Regions from separate parts of the Homo sapiens genome. Here region 1 is linked to region 2. Evidence: chromatin loops called from intact Hi-C (ENCODE). Cell type or tissue: heart left ventricle. All regions are shown on one strand. Each heading gives the region's core, and the rest is flanking DNA. Links, peaks and the distances in the headings are about the cores only.

Evidence for each region. Peaks named below come from ENCODE experiments on the same cell type or tissue, not always from the same donor. Only the 100,000 strongest peaks of a DNase experiment are listed, where the experiment ranks them.
Region 1: a loop joins it to region 2, with 2.0 times the contacts of the local background. A loop is called at or near these places in 6 of 110 quality-filtered maps.

The regions. Positions count from the first base shown.
Region 1 is chr13:44,282,830-44,288,212 of GRCh38, reverse strand. No RefSeq gene overlaps it. Among named protein-coding and RNA genes, the nearest start is that of SERP2, 88 kb to the left of the region's middle. In heart left ventricle, for the core only: no CTCF peak of the experiment used is centred there; no DNase peak of the experiment used is centred there.
Region 2 is chr13:44,188,687-44,194,069 of GRCh38, reverse strand. No RefSeq gene overlaps it. Among named protein-coding and RNA genes, the nearest start is that of MIR8079, 4.8 kb to the left of the region's middle. RefSeq lists an enhancer at 5,061-5,383. In heart left ventricle, for the core only: a CTCF peak has its summit at 2,463 (motif pointing left); no DNase peak of the experiment used is centred there; H3K27ac peaks cover 631 bases.

The sequences.
Region 1 (5,383 bases), core at 318-5,317, 94 kb before region 2:
AACCAGAAAGATGTAAGTTTGTTCCTTGGCTCCCACTTTCTAGCTGAGAAATCTTGGCCAAAATACTTGGCTTGTTTGAGAGTCCAATTTTCTTATTTGTGAAGTGGGATTAATCATGTTTATCTTGTAGGAATACATATAGTTGGATGAGATAATGTCTAAAAAGCATCTGGCACCTAACAAATATTTGAAAGATGTTGGCTGTCATTATGTATCAGAAACAAATCTTTGCATTTTGTATCTCTTATAGGTTCCTCTGCTTTTCACTCTTGGGCTTATAAACTCCTCTGGGCACACCTGGACTTTCTTATTTCAGCTTCCTTGGTTCATTTAGGGTATTTGTTTTAGATAAGAAGACTGAAGTTCTATTGTATTAATTAGCATGACCCCAAGCAACTTAAGAATGAGGACATGATAGTTATGAGTGTGAAAGGAGTTGGCTTTAAACTGAACAATAAATCAAAGATGAAAAACAAGACCCTCATTGGGGAGTGCCACCGGGATGTCTTTGATAGCATGGTGCTCACCATTGTTCACTCAGCAATCTTTTCTATATGGACGCACTCCTGACTTTTAGAAGCACAATCAATAAGAGGCTATTGACATCCCTGGGGGTGGTGAAATGTGCATTAAAAATTAAACAAATATAATCTGGCTGGGACTGTTTGCCTGAGAATTAGTCAAAACTCATTTGAAGCCACTTCCATGTTTAAAGACTTTTTCAATGTCAAAAACGTAATCTGTCAGCCACCAAACATTCTCTAGCCACCTGCTGTAGGTAAGAAAGCATTCAGGAGGGGCTGCCAGAATTAAAGGCAAATGAAAACTTTGATCTTAGCCCATGTGGGATTTTGAGTATACTAAGGAGACCAAACTGATGGGCCTGAACTTAAATAGAATATCTGCACATGTGATTCCTCTAAGCTCTACTATTACAGGATTTTCCAGAACTTCCAGGAAGACTCCTGATGCAGAGCCTGAGGCATAGGAAATACCACTGAAAACTTCTCAGAATCTGTTGGGAATGATTTCTCCATTCCGTCTTCACATCCCTTCCATCCACCCTCAATACCCTGAGGTGTTGCGGGGCATCATCACGTCAAACTACAGGAGGCTTAACCCATCCATTTGGTTCTCAATCATTCCTGTTGTCCACCATCAAAGTTTATCCTCCCTACTCTCTCAGGACCCTACTCTCTTTCTCTATATGAAAATATTCAGCTACTCAGCTATATAAACCAGGTCCTACACTAGACACTGGGCTAGGCCTCCTGACACAAAGATACATGGGCCATAGACTGTGGCCTCAAGGAGCTTACAGTCTCAGCAGGAGAGACAGGTGAACACTGTGTGTATGAAATCTTGGATTCTAGGATGATATAGCCCAAAGAGGGAGTAGCCATTCTACAAAGATGTGATGAGAAAGAGTTTCACAGACCCTTCTAAACGGATTGTTTAGGGAATATAAATTTAGAATGTGAGAAAAAGGGAATTGCAGGCACTATGACAGAATAGAGAGGAGGCAAGCAATACGTTGAAGTCTGAAAATACAGATGGATAGCAGGTTCTAACCTCAGGGGACCAGGAGAAAGAGAGGGGCCCAGGATGGTGGTAAAAGAATTGGTTTGGGAGACAGCACAAGAAAAAGGGTTCTTGCTTTAACTACCTTTGTTTCATGCTGCATTTGGAGAAAGTGCTTGGGGGAAGCAACAGGGCCCTGTGCTCCTGTCATCAGAATCCCTCGGCTGGGATTCTGATGACAGGTCTGCTGTGTTCCTCCCTACCTTCTGGCCCAGGAAACAAAACAGTGGATGTTTTATTCCAAAGATATCCATTGGGCATCTCTCGCAACATGGCTCTGTGCTAGTTATAGTGGGAGGTAATTAGTATGCTTTTTGACAAGTATTTTTGAACATCTATTATTTTCCTAGCACCATGCTAGCTGCTTTAGAGGCAAATGAAAATTGACAGTTTCTGCCATTAAAAATTTGCAATTTTTATTGGGAAGCCAGATTTATGTGTGGATCTCCATGTAACAGAGTCATGGCCAAGGGGGAGGTATACAGAGGATTCCTCAGGGGTACAGAGAAGCAGCACTCAGCCCAGCCTGGAGCTTCTGGGAAGGCTTCAAGAGGTGATGGAAGCTGAGCTGAGTGTTGAAAGGTGGGTAAGGGGTACCTACGTCAAAAAGATAGACAGAAACTCCAGACGGAGGAAGGAACATGAGTGATGGTGCAGAAACGCCAAACAACAGGCTACATATTGGCAACTACAAGTGCTTTAGCACAGCTGGAGAATAAAGTGTAAGTCAGGGAAAGGCCAACAAGGAAATAAGAAGCATAGAGTTCAGTTCATGCAGGACCTGAGGGGCTGGGCAAAGTGTGGACCTTTATTCTCTTGTATTGGGGAGCCATAGAATGTTTTATGTTGAGAGGGACAGGCTTAGATGTCATCTAACTGCAGAATAGAAGATGGCTCAGGGGAGAGCAGATGGGGAGAGAGCACTGGGGAAAAGAACTAATGTATGCTGGGCTTAATACCTTGGTGATGGGTTGATAGGTGCAGCAAACCACCATGGCACACGTTCACCTAGGCGACAGACCTGCACATCCTGCACATGGACCCCAGAACATTAAAATAAATTATCATTCTTAGTGCTTAATGTGTTTTATATTTCTTTAATAAATAATACTTAGAAAAGAAAAAAAGAAGATGGCTCAAAAGGGTCAACAGTGGAAGCAGGGAGTCAGGAGTCTTATTCAACAGTTCAGGCAAGAGACAGTGAGCTCCTCAGCTAGGAAAAGGCAGGGTAGGCAGGGAGGAGGGGATGGGTCTAAGGACTGTTTAGGAGGTAAAAGAAGAAATTGGCTTTAATGATGGGCTGGCTGAGGGAGATGAGATAAAAGAGAAGGATGAATCAGGTTGCAGCTTGGCTGAATGGGGCAGCTGAGATAGGGAATATGAGAGAGAGAGCAGAATTTTGAGGATGTGGGGAAAGTTTATGAGTTCAGCTTTGTTTGGATGAATATGAAGTACCTGGAGGGCGGAAAGAGGACTTATTCATATCCTTCGCCCACTTTTTGATGGGGTTGTTGGGTTTTTTCTTGTAAATTTGTTTAAGTTCCTTGTAGTGATAGACTGGATAAAGAAAATGTGGCACATATACACCATGGAATACTATGCAGCCATAAAAAAGAATGAGTTCATGTCCTTTGCAGGGACATGGATGAAGCTGGAAACCATAATTCTCAGCAAACTAACAAAGGAACAGAAAACAAAACACCACATGTTCTCACTCATAAGTGGGAGATGAACAATGAGAACCCGTGGACACAGGGAGAGGAACATCACACACTGGGGCCTGTTGGGGAGTTGGGGGCAAGGGGAGGGAGAGCATTAGGACAAATACCTAATGCACGCAGGGCTTAAAACCTAGATGATGGGTTGATGGGTGCAGCAAACCACCATATCACATGTATACCTATGTAACAAACCTGCACATTCTGCACATGTATCCCAGAACTTGAAGTAAAATAAAAAAAAAAAAAGAGGACTTGTTCAGCAGGGAGTTGGATATCTAACCTGAAGTTGCTAAGAGAAGCAGGAGTGACCGTGAGCATCATCAGCATATGGGTGACAACAGAACTGAGACAGGGGCTGGAGTCACTTACTCATGAAGGGCAAAACAGGAGACAGAAAGAAGAATAACAATCCTCCCTCCCTTGAGGGAATATATACTCTATGCAGGAGAGAGATATGTACCCAAATAACTGTAATAAAGGAACCATACAATAATCTCTATAATTATAGCAACTGCATTTTTCTGGTCAAATATTGGATCATGTGGTCTCACCAAGGTTTGGTCACAGACAAAATTGTTGAAGGAGAATTGTATCAGAAATCCATTTGGCTGAGTTCTAATAGAGGTACAAGTAAAGTGTTTTTAAAGCAATGAATAAGAAGAAATTTGTGGAGAGAGAGGAATTTGAGTTGATTCCTGAAAGTGGGCTTAGAAAGCTTCAACTCTACCTGTACTTAATACTATCTTTGTTGTATATTGTGTCAACCTGCAGCCAAGAATAGGGTTGGCACTGGTGAAAAAATTGTGAGTCCTGCAATAATCTCACCCTGGCTAAAGGATTTTAGAGGGGATGTGTCTTGGGGCCCCAGGTCCTCTTTTGGACTTCTGAGACCTAGTAATTTGTACTAGTGTCATCTTTTCCTACCCTGTGTCAACCAATGGGCATATACCTAAATGTATACGATGAATGAACTCCAGTGTTTACAAGTGTAATGGGGTCTCAGTTATATCTAAACTGGAATTCAGAGTATGTTTATCTGCAAGTAAATGAGCTATTGACTAGCTAGCTTCCCCGTCCCCCTCACATCTGTTTCTTGAATTGTTCTGCATGAGTTTTTTTCTTTCCTGAAGGGTGGTGGAGGTAGTTTAGTGAGTAGGGATCTTGGAGAGTCATGAGAGAAATAGGAATGGTAAGAATTCCAACAGTGTATATCTCCTCTGCTTTGTGTTGTGAATCTCAACTTTTTATTTGGAAAAATTTGAAATCTTCAAAAGGTTGCAAGAATAGTGCATTGAATACCCTTCACCTGGATTCACCAATATTAACACTTCGTAGTATTTGCTTCCTTTTCCTCCATGTACACATGTGTACATAGGCGTTTATTTCTTGCTGAACCACTTGAGAGTTAGTTGCAAGCATCATGAGCCTTTATCCCAAAATACTTCATCATTTCTATCCTAGCAAAAGGGGCATTATTCTATGTAACTACAATATAATTTTTACATTCAAAGTTGAGTGTTTATACAACAATATTATCTAATATGCATCCTATTCAAATTTCCTCAATGTTCCCACTAATATCTTTTATGGCATTTAAGAAAATTTTAGGATCTAATGCGGGACCATTCACTGTATTTAGTTGTCATTTCTCTGGTGTCATCCTTTGCAGGGACATGGATGAAGCTGGAAACTATCATTCTCAGCAAACTAACAAAGGAACAGAAAACCAAACACCGCATGTTCTCACTCATAAGTGGGAGATGAACAATGAGAACACATGGACGCAGGGAGGGGAACATTACACACTGGGGCCTGTTGGGGAGTGGGGAGTTTTGGGGAGTCCCCTTTAGTCTAGAGAACAATCCTCAGATTTGTTGTGGTCTTTCTATAACATTAAGATTTTTGAAGAGTCTGGGACAGTTATTTCACAAATCCTCAGTTTGGATTTTTCTGGTTGTTTCCTTGGGGTTAGATTCAGATTAGACATTGGGTGAGACTAGATTTTGAGCCTTCAGAGTGAGGGTTCAAGGCAGAACTGGAAGAGCTGCGGAATGGGGACCCTGCCCTGGACAGGGGAGCCT
Region 2 (5,383 bases), core at 177-5,176:
AGAGGGTTCATGTCACATAAACCGAGGAAGGAGAAGTCTCCAGAATGAGATTGGTCAATTATGTCAAATGTAATGAGAGGTCAGAAATGGAAGAATGTTACCAAGGCTGCTTCTAGTGGCCTTCGGCGGTCTCCTTGGGAGTTTCCATGGTAACAGTGGTTGTTGTGCAGGGCCTGGCCCTCCAGTGTCTGCCACAGCTCAAGTGACATTTCTTCTTCCCCTGGTATCCCCACTTGCCCTCTGCACCCCCACCCCAGGACATGACCAGGTCCACAGTGCAGGCAGATCCCAGAGAGGTGGGAGGAAGAGGGTACCCCAGCTCTATCCATGGGCCACCTCACAGACCCAGCCACTCCCCCTGGAAGGCCCCAGCCACCTGAACCTTCTGGAAGGTTGGGGCCTCAGGCAGGAGAATCTCAGTGGCATGAAGGACAGCTGCCTGACATTCCCTATTCAGCTTAGGGGAGCAATGAGTTAAGACCAAAATAAAGCAAGGCAAAGGCTCCTTATGTTACTATGTAGCTGGCGTTGGTCTTCAAACTACCTGGCAATGCAGTTCTCCCAGGAGATGACTTTAAAGGACTCAGACCACAAATATTTAATGACAAATAGACTTGGTTGACAAGATAAAGTCCTACAAGAATGGGTCATTCACAAATGCACTGGTAAGTAGTGAGACCACATTAAATCCTTTCAATATCCACCTATTCCAGCACCTGTAATGAAACTCAGGGAGTTTACAGTTCCCAAAAACTGCATATTCGTGGGTTTGCCTTTGCTCGAATCTTATGTCAATACATAGGATATGGACTCCCTCTGCTTCATAGTGGAAACCCTGAAGACAGAAATTACATTTGAAAATATGGTAATACAGCGGAGAAGACAAACACAGTATGTTCCCTTTTTTTCTGGCTTCCTCTTCTTTGCTCCCCAAATTGCCTCCTATTTTCTAAAATTTAAACAGTGAATCGATTCTGAAGAACTACAGTAGATAGCAATGTAAACTAATATGTTAATGTTTAATTCACTTTTGGTTTACCAGGCATTGAAAACTTTGAACAAAATGGACTTAAATAAAGATAAAAGATGGATGCAAATCTTTATATAATTTTGGCAGGAAAAAAAGGCAAAAGCAAAGGATTAAGGAGGAATTAGTCCCATCAGGGACTGGGCTGTATTTTCACTGGTTCTCATCCTGCTAGATCTTCCTCACTTGCTAGTTGGTCACCAAATATGAATCTAGCATCTGCTAATTGCAAAGCAGAGTATTTGGCACGTGAGAGTTCAACAAAGAAGAATGATACTCTAAAAACCCCCTTCATCTTCACCTATCTCAGAGATCCTTTCCTGGCCCCCAGACTAGGTGAGGGCACCCATTGTGTGCTTGTGCAACACCCTGTGTGTTTTTGTGTCTATTTCACAACAGCTATCATGCTTGTGTTTACTTGATCAATGTCTGTCTCCCCACAAAATGTAAGCTCAAAGAAGACAATGAATCTTGATGAATCGATCCCACTTGTATCTGGAACATCTCATACACTGCCTGACACACAGAGTAGGTCTTCAATACACAATGCGTGAATGAATGAAATGAGCAAACAATGGAAAATAAACACCATTTCTAGGTTACTGAGATTATTAATTCATCCCTCTTCTGGAACAGCAATGGAAGTTAGGTCCTTCAAATATCAGCTCACTCCCCACTCCTCCTCTATATCCTTTCTTTCTTTCTTTCTTTCTTTCTTTCTTTCTTTCTTTCTTTCTTTCTTTCTTTCTTTCTTTCTTTCTCTCTCTCTCTCTCTCTCTCTCTTTCTTTCTTTCTTTCTCTTTCTTTCTTTCTCTTTCTCCTTCCTTCCTTCCTAACTTCCTTCTCCTATTACTTCCATGTGCCTCACTTGCCACCTCTCCCACCAGTCCCTCAAATATTAAAAGAACAACATCATCATCAACAACAAAATGCACTCTGTCTGCATCCTGGAGGAGGCGGTGGTGTCTTCCTGGACTGCACAAGCACAAGCCCACATCCTTGGCTGTGTTGCCTGGGGTTTTTATGTAATAGGAACATGTTGATTGGTATGTACTCAGTTTGGAAAGAGAAGCCATGCCTTGTTGTGGCTTTGAGTTCAGACCATTTTTCTTTCATCTTTGAAGATGACAAGCGCTATAAGCAAAGAAAGTCAAAATGAGCCTGAATGTTTCAAGCTCTAGGCAAGGCAGGAAGAATGCCGTGCGGTGATATTGTTTAGAGAGAGACTCGGTAATTGCTGTACTGGAGAGCCGACATTTGCAGAACTCAATTGTGTGGCGTCCGACTGAGTAAGTTAGCAAAATAAAGACAGATGGCAATGGATTAACTCCAACACGCCCACCAAACAATGGCAGCCAAAATGGAGAACTGTGGTGTGCTCTAAAACACGCTCCTTCTGGGAGAGTTCACCCGGTGCCTCAATTAGATGCCACCTAGTGACTGACCAAAACATTGCATATTGCACAACCCTGCATATTTCGGACACAGCTTAAGGAGACCGCACCATAGATTGTTTGGCTTCGTTTTCAAAAGACGGAGAGATGCCAGGTCATGGCTGACTTGAAAACTTATAGTTTGATGTTTAGTTCACTGAGAAATAATGGTTGAAATCTCTGTTCTTCCTTGTATGCTTAGAGGAAAATAGAAAAACAAAAAGGAAAGAAAACAAATCCTGCAAGACAGGCAACTGCCTTTGATTTAGAAATGCATGACCTAGAGTTAGAGAAAAGCTTGAGGACAGTTTGTACATTCTGGTCCTGGCTTTATACAACTGAAACTGAGGATGGCAAATAATTTCATTACATCTAACAGCTCCAGTTGATTGTGAAGGCTCTCTGGACCATGAGGAATTATGAGGTGAGCTCCAAGGCTTGGGTTGGGACCCTGTGGTTATTGATGGTTGTCTGCCATACTGCAGAAGAGGAGAGTGGTGGAACATGGGTCCTTGTTGAACAACCGTACATCCTTAAACAATTAGGAAATCTCCTAATTTGTTTAATCGTGAGTGTTTAGAGAAACAGTTCTCCATATTCCTGAGAGTCTGAGGGCAGAAGCTGAAATGGGCAAAGAACATATAGAAAAGGTGACACTTTTCCATCTAAAGGAGAGACGAAGAAATAATGAGCAATTTTGTTATGATCTACCAAACTAAGGTTTCATTATGTTTGCCCCTCATTGTGGAAGGCACTGTTTGATTGGCAATTTGCACCACTACCATATATAATTTAGTCCTGGAGTATGTGCCAAGAACTTTGTAATGAAACCCTGGTTATTCCTAACTATAGGATTTATTTTTCAAGTGAAGGTCTAGACAATTTCAGTAACTGGCCCAGAGTGTGAGGTTGAGAACGGAAGGAGCTTTAGTTCTCAGGCTCCTCAACCACTACCTACCATGGTGGGCTGACGCTGCATTTCTTGCTTTTCCCTAGCAGTCACCTAGTCAGTGCTCCTGGCTAAAAGAGAGATCCTTTTCTCTTTTGACCCTTAACATCCACTGGTGACCAGGAAACAGTGCCAGCTATGTCTACAGATCTCGGGGACATGCAGTGTGGAGGGTCAGGTAGTTGTGTGGTTAACTGGTCTAGGTCTGCCCAACGGAGTCCATGTGTCAGGGTAAGAACCTGGATCCCCATCTGCTATACTTTTGTTTTCTCAAGTAACTCCCTAGAGGCCCATGTCTTTTGAGCTCAGTTTATAAACAGGGCAGAAAGCTGCACACACAGGCATCAAACTGCTCAGCCTTTTCTAGTTTTAATTCAACTTAACACTCATTGATTAACTGAATGCTTACCACATGCAAAACACTGTGCTAGGAGTCAAGACCCAGGAGTCAGACAAGGGTTCTAGCTTCAGCCCTGCATGGGGCAAGTTATTTTGCTGTCAGAGATCTCTGCTTCCACTTCAGTTAAATGAGAATACAGAGCTCAAGTAAACCCTCCAAATTCCTTTCTTAATCTAAAGCTTTACGGCTTTATGAAAAGAACGCTTGAAAAATGAGGCTTGGTTTCAGATTTGATGTGTTAAAATATGATAACTTTATTATTTCTTCATTCAAAAATATTTTTGAGTGCCCACTAATGTGCAATGAACAAGACAAAGCCCTTGACCTCACAGAGCCTACAGTCTACTTGGGGGAGACAATGAACAGACTTAATAGTAAATGCAAAATAAAATGTACCAGATGTGCCGTGAAGACACAAGGCAGAATAAGGAGATAAAGGGAGAAGGACCAGAGAAAGCCGCTCTGACTGATGTGGGGGAGAGAGCTATGTGAGGTCTGGAGAGAGTTCTGGGCCGAGATAGGTGCAAACGTGAGGGCTGTGGGGGAAAGCAGGCTTGGCACGCTTGAGGAACAGCAAGGGGGCACTTAGATAAATAGTTTACTCATCGCCACATGCAACCCACCCATCTGAGGAGCCTAGAAGAGTACCTCCAAGGAGACTGTAGTTGGTGAATGCCCCCTCTGTGCCAGGCACTATCCTAGGCATTGGGGGCACAGAGATGGGAAGGAGACACTACATGTGTGGGAGAAGTTCACATTTTAACGAACAGTCAGGGATGCCAATATGATGAAAGAAGCATTGTGACTAAAATTATGGCTGAGGGCAATGGGAATTCAGCAGAGAAGGTTGAGTTCAACATTTTAGTTGGGTCTTGCAGGATAAGGGGAGAACTGGACAGGCTGGAGATGAGGGACTGGAGGTTGCAAGGGCAGGCCCACATGGAAGTGTAAAGCATAACTGGGAAATAATTAGTCAAAGTCCAGATTGGCAAAGCACAGGGCAACAAGACTTTATTGTCAACAAAACCAGAATGGCTTTTGTGTCTCATCTGTTTTGATGTGAGTGTCATGTTTGGACTTTTTTCTGTAGGCCAGAGGTCCACAATATTCATTCTTAAGGACTCTCTTTAAATATTTTTTTCCTATGGCTCACGTGTCTTCATAAATTTGTTTTTAATCCCCCCAAATATTGGAATTAGTAAGAAGTAACTATTTTGTTTCCCCATTCAAAAAAGCCATCCAACCTTCATGACTTCCAATCAGAGCCACAGATAACCATGAAATACAGCATGTTACCACATTGAGTTGATCAAATTAGTCCCATGCTCCAACCTGACTGCAAGGGAGGCTGGAATATATGGGGATACACAAGGAATATTTGTTAATCACTAACTACCTCTGCTACATGGCATAAATGTACAATTTTGCCCCTGGATTCTTGGAGTTCAGGGGAGTCTTCAGTTGAGAATCCTACTCTGGCATTAAGAAGCAGAGGAGTGACAGGATTGGTTTGTTTTCCAGAAAGATCACTCAGGTGGAAGGTCAGAGGATGGACTGTCTGGGTAGACTGGAAG